2 separate regions of the Mus musculus genome follow, and region 1 is linked to region 2. The links are chromatin loops, found by intact Hi-C in ENCODE. Cell type or tissue: gastrocnemius. All regions are shown on one strand. Links, peaks and the distances in the headings refer to the core of each region. The heading gives the core; the rest is flanking DNA.

Evidence for each region. Hi-C counts contacts between places; a loop is a spot of excess contacts. Peaks named below come from ENCODE experiments on the same cell type or tissue, not always from the same donor. Only the 100,000 strongest peaks of a DNase experiment are listed, where the experiment ranks them.
Region 1: it touches region 2 in a loop (5-fold over the local background); 14 of 42 quality-filtered maps call a loop at or near these places.

Annotation. Positions count from the first base shown.
Region 1 is chr11:87,469,717-87,472,639 of GRCm38, forward strand. All of the region lies in intron 2 of Tex14 (testis expressed gene 14), which reads left to right. Rnu3b2 (U3B small nuclear RNA 2) reads left to right here and starts at 1,652; the gene lies at 1,652-1,866. In gastrocnemius, for the core only: no CTCF peak of the experiment used is centred there; a DNase peak (open chromatin) is centred at 1,317; H3K4me3 peaks cover 415 bases; H3K27ac peaks cover 1,079 bases.
Region 2 is chr11:87,420,404-87,423,326 of GRCm38, forward strand. All of the region lies in intron 1 of Tex14 (testis expressed gene 14), which reads left to right. Rnu1a1 (U1a1 small nuclear RNA) reads left to right here and starts at 2,464; the gene lies at 2,464-2,627. RefSeq lists an enhancer at 1,947-2,923. In gastrocnemius, for the core only: no CTCF peak of the experiment used is centred there; DNase peaks (open chromatin) are centred at 1,561, 2,218 and 2,600; H3K4me3 peaks cover 1,233 bases; H3K27ac peaks cover 2,071 bases.

The sequences.
Region 1 (2,923 bases), core at 261-2,760, 49 kb after region 2:
AGTTAGAGATTAAAATAATGGGATCACTAAAGGCCAGCACGCCCTTCTGGGTCTGAGTGTGTTCCCATGTAGGAGATAAAACCTATTCTGGAAGTGTCTGAGCTCCTTCCATATATAACTGTAATTTCTAGCATAATGGTGACCTTGTAGTAGCTGTTAAATAGCACTGAATGACATCCGCATCAGGCCCTCCTATATCATAAAGCTGAGTGGGACTAAACAAGCTGAAAAGACAGACATTGATGGCTGTGCCAGGGAAATGGGGATAAAAGCCTAACGTCTGAGCCCCTTTATCCCAGTGCTGATGCTGGATATACAGACGGCAATGGCAAAGATGGACCGCGTATTTGTTTCAAAGACTAATTCTAAAACCCAAAGTAAACATTGATGCTCAAAGTTAGCATAGTTTGGAGTTATCCAGGAATTGCAGAGAAATGTATTTTCACAGAAATCAAGGTTTTTTGGTACACTATATCACTTTGACAACTATGTTTTATTTGTGGAAATAAGTTTGTTCCTTTTGTTTTTGTGTTTGTTTTTAGTACAGAGTTTCTCTGTGTAGCCTCAGCTGCCCTGGAACCCTATCTGTAGTCCAGGCTGTCCTAGAACCCACAGATATCCACTTGTGTCTGCTTCCTAAGTGCTGAGATTAAAGACATGTCCATTACTGCCTGGCTGTGGTGATACATTTTTAAAAGTCACCTGAAAAAGGCAACAGAAATCCTAGAAATAGAAAAAAAAAGTAATTTAAAATCGTTCCAATAAAGCTGGAGGAGGAAGGGGGGAAATTGGCAACCTGGATGGAAGGAAATTAAAAGGCTCTGTCTGTATGTTTGTGTGAAGGTTTCTGATTCCCTGGATCTGATGTTAAATTGTGAGCTGTCACGAGTGCTAGAAATGGAACACGGGTCTGGAGGAGCAGCCAGCGCTCTTAATTGCTGAGCCATCTCTCCCACCCCCAAATTTTATGTATTTTAAAATGTCATAAATAAACTTTGTATGTATAAATTTCAATCTGGAGATTTTGGGGTGGTTTTTACCATGGGTTTCACTTGTAGCTAACCAAATCTGACGTCACACTTGGGAAAAAGCAGTTGCCTCAATCTCCACAGTGTTCTGACATGTGCAGTTTCAGATGTCTTTGGGCACGGGACAGAATTTATTAAATAGAGCGTGCAGTCCTGGAATGGCCATTTTCCCCACGTGATTTTTTGTTTCTTCCTCGCGGAAGGCTTGATCCAGTAGTCCAAACTGTCGCGCGTCTGCGAACTTGCGGCTTCGCAAAACTTACAGCCGCATGGCAGAAGCGCAGTCCCGGGCGAGCGACAGGGAGGCGAGTGGCTGCCAGTGACCCGTCGCAGGCGGAAGTGGGACGGGTCAAGAGAGGACTGTGATCCGATTGGCTGTTCGGCGACCGTATGCTAATCGCGGTGACAGTCTGCGTGGTGTAGGGACACGGTAGCGACTCAAAATGCCCCGTGGACGGGGTCTGGAGAGGTGTCGGTCTGTCAGAGAAGGTGTCCCCGCGAGGGCAGACGCGGTGTGAGATAGAGGCGCGGACAGGGATGTCACGGGTCGTCTGTGCGTCAGTCGCCGTGACTAAGATGTGGGGGCGGCCGGTGCAGTGCGGCGCGGTGTGGAGCGTGAGGTTAAGACTATACTTTCAGGGATCATTTCTATAGTTCGTTACTAGAGAAGTTTCTCTGACTGTGTAGAGCACCCGAAACCACGAGGACGAGACGTAGCGTTCCCTCCTGAGCGTGAAGCCGGCTCTAGGTGCTGCTTGACTGCAGCTGCCTCCTGCCATTGATGATCGTTCTTCCCTCCTTTGGGAGGGTGAGAGGGAGGGAACGCAGTCTGAGTGGACGCGGTTTTATTTTACATGTTTGGGAAAGTCAGAAAACTTATTTTTTTCTTCTTTAAGGTCGTCTCAGTGATTTGCCCTTTTTTTTTTGTAATCATATGTACAATTTTTTAATTTTATTTTCCATTCTTTATTAGGTATTTAGCTCATTTACATTTCCAATGCTATACCAAAAGTCCCCCATATCTACCCACCCCCACTCCCCAGCCCACCCACTCCCCCTTTTTGGCCCTGGCGTTCCCCTGTACTGGGGCATATAAAGTTTGCAAGTCCAATGGGCCTCTCTTTCCAGTGATGGCCGACTAGGCCATCTTTTGATATATATGCAGCTAGAGTCAAGAGCTCCGGGGTACTGGTTAGTTCATAATGTTGTTCCACCTATAGGGTTGCAGATCCCTTTAGCTCCTTAGGTACTTTCTCTAGCTCCTCCATTGGGAGCCCTATGATCCATCCATTAGCTGACTGTGTGCATCCACTTCTGTGTTTGCTAGGCCCCGGCATAGTCTCACAAGAGACAGCTACATCTGGGTCCTTTCAATAAAATCTTGCTAGTGTATGCAATGGTGTCCGCGTTTGGATGCTGATCCCTGGATATGGCAGTCTCTACATGGTCCATCCTTTCATCTCAGCTCCAAACTTTGTCTCTTTCTATGGGTTTGTCCTTTCTATGGTGAACGCTTTTTGAGCACTTTGGTGCTTTAGACTGTGTACTCATGCCATTCTCTTTTTATTCTTATTTTGTGTTATGAATTAATATAGTGTAAGTCTTGTATTCATATGTTCTCTGTCTGCCCACTAGTTCTGCATGTGTTTGTATTTTATGCTTAAGGTTTTCTCAAAGTCTACTTTTTTTTTAACTGTTCTTGGCAAGACCCTGAGTATTTACCATGTTCCTAAAACATCCCATAAAGAAGGGTTTTCTAGGTATTTTACAAATATCTATTATAGGATTTTTTTATGTCGTTTTACCCATGTTCCTATTAAGTTTTTGCTGAGTAGTCATCTAGGGTTTTATACAATTTTTTTTTTTTTTTACTATGGTGAGAATAAGATATGCCA
Region 2 (2,923 bases), core at 235-2,734:
TCCTAGAGTCCATGGACTCTGATGGATTAGACCTATGTTCTAGTTTTGGCGGGTGGTGCTGTCTACCTGCTGAGTTTCCACTTTGGATTCAGTTGTGCTAAGACCTCAGGGCCTACTAATGTCTCTGGGACCCTATCACACCATCATACCCTGCATAGTTTCTTTCTATAACTGAATAATATTATGTACTGTATCAACATGAGGCCTTTTTAAATGCCTGGTCTATCTGGGATATAATAATAGTTATAAAAAGCTGGGGTGTTTTTTTTAAAAGATTTTATTTATTTTATGTACATGAGTGCTTTATCTGTATGTATACCTGCAAGCCAGAAGAGAGCATCATATCCCATTACAGATGGTTGAGAGCCACCATGCAGTTGCTGGGAATTGAACTCAGGTCCTCTAGAGGAGCAGCCAGTGCTCCTAACCAGAGAGCCCAAACTGTTTTTTTCAAATGTCCACTGTTTACTATTCTCACCAGCAAAACACAAGGTTCTGTTTCTCTACATCCTTGCCAGCATTTATTTATTTATTTAAAGACAGGTCTTATTATAGAGCCCTGGCTGTCCTGGAACTTGATTGATTTATAGACCAGTCTGCTCTTGCCTCTGCCTGAAATTCAAGCAGTAGGCCACTACACCTTGCCTGCCAGCATTTGATATTGCCAGCTATTTAAATAGTGTCCAGGATCAGATCCACATCCTATGAGTCTCAGATGAGCACTCTCACTGATTTAAGTCCAAAACCCCATTTTTAAGGATTGTGGTCATTCATGTTGGAATTTTTTATTTTTAAGTATGTATGTGTGTATGTATGTGAGAACCTGCATGTGGGATTATTCACATATGAGTAGAGGTGCCCACAGAGGCAACAAGAGTGTTGAATTCCTGGAATCTGGAGTTCCATTTGGTTGTGAGTATCCTGACATGGGTTCTAGGAACCCCTCATGCAAGCTTTTTAAATTTTATTTTATTTTTAAAGATTTATTTATTTTATCCATATGAGTACACTGTTGCTCTCTTCAGACACGCCAGAAGAGAGGGCATCAGATTCCATTGCAGATGGTTGTCAGCCACCATGTGGTTGCTGGGAATTGAACTCAGGACCTCTGGAAGAGCAGTCAGTGCTCTTAACCAATGAGCCCTCTCTCCAATCCCTCATTCAAGCTTTTAAGAGAAAATAGCACATATTACTTCTTCCATTATATTTTTTCCAAATTGGAATTTTAATGTGTTTTGTAAAACTGGAATGCTCAGTTGTTGTGTCAGAACTTCACCTGGGGAGATAGAACATACAGACCTACTCACCCCAGTCAGGGTCACATGACAGACCAAGGTGTATACCACCGAAGTCCAGCTTGATGAACCAATGAGTCTTACGGGCGTTACTTATAGGAATGTGGGGGAGGGGTTACAGGAATATGGGGGAGGGGTTACAGGAATATGGGGGAGGGGTTACTTACAGGAGCAGAAATGACTCAAAGACAGCTGCATCACCACGGCCCACCCCAGCACGGGTCACAGCTCAGAACTGGGAACCTGGAGGTCATTGTCCAGCCTGCAGGCAGCTCAACAGGTTGGAGAGTGACTCTCTCTGGTCTACACCTCTTCCAGGCAGCTCAGCTGTTTTCTCGGAAGCTGAGGAAAGAGGATCTTAAATGTGAGAAAGAGCCTGAACTGCATACTGAGGAAAGAAAGGACTGATAGTAGAATATCAAATCAGGATTCTGGAATGCTTCCAAACCCGGAGTCCAGGCTATACATCTCTCCTGTTTTTCAGGCTAATCTCTGACAGGTTTTATCTCACTTCTCATTCTAAACAAACAAACAAACGGAACTTGTTCTTTCCTTTTACAGTGTAGGTGTCTGGAATCAAACCCCATTTGTCGGGCTTGGAGGCAAACATCCTTACTGTTCATGAAGTCTGAGCATTTTTATGATTTATTAGGCAGAGTAAGACAGTCCACAAGTAATGTACTTTTAAAATTAACCTTTCTATACCGGTTTTCACAGTGCGGCTGTTTTTGTTGTTCCTCTTAGTGTTAATTCACACTAAAGACTGTGCATCCGACTCCTACATTTATGAAAGTAAATGCCTATTGTTAGAACAAAAAAGGCTACAGAACAAAAAACAAAGCGAAATACCATCTGCTTTAGGTTCAGTGGTATTTTCCCGCTGACAGGGAGGCGGGTTTTTGGGTACAGGAAACGAGTCACTATGGAGGCGGTACTATGTAGATGAGAATTCAGGAGCAAACTGGGAAAAGCAACTGCTTCCAAATATTTGTGATTTTTACAGTGTAGTTTTGGAAAAACTCTTAGCCTACCAATTCTTCTAAGTGTTTTAAAATGTGGGAGCCAGTACACATGAAGTTATAGAGTGTTTTAATGAGGCTTAAATATTTACCGTAACTATGAAATGCTACGCATATCATGCTGTTCAGGCTCCGTGGCCACGCAACTCATACTTACCTGGCAGGGGAGATACCATGATCACGAAGGTGGTTTTCCCAGGGCGAGGCTTATCCATTGCACTCCGGATGTGCTGACCCCTGCGATTTCCCCAAATGCGGGAAACTCGACTGCATAATTTGTGGTAGTGGGGGACTGCGTTCGCGCTCTCCCCTGGTTTACTTGGTTTTAAAAATAGCTTGCACTAGCGATACCGCGAATATGGTTATTAGGTTTGTTAGGCACAGTCGTGTCTTACTATAGAAAAATAACGTAGTGTTCATTTTGCTGCCTGTATGTGTTAATTTGTCCTTATTGCGCCATTGTTCTTGTTAAGTCTTCTGTAAGGAGTTGCGGGTTTCAAACTGTCAGTCTGAGAGCATAAGCTCACTTTTCAGTCAGTTGAATTGAATGTTACATTCGATTGGTTCTGGATATTGATATTACCCAAGGCTTGTCCTGTTTGTAAGTCT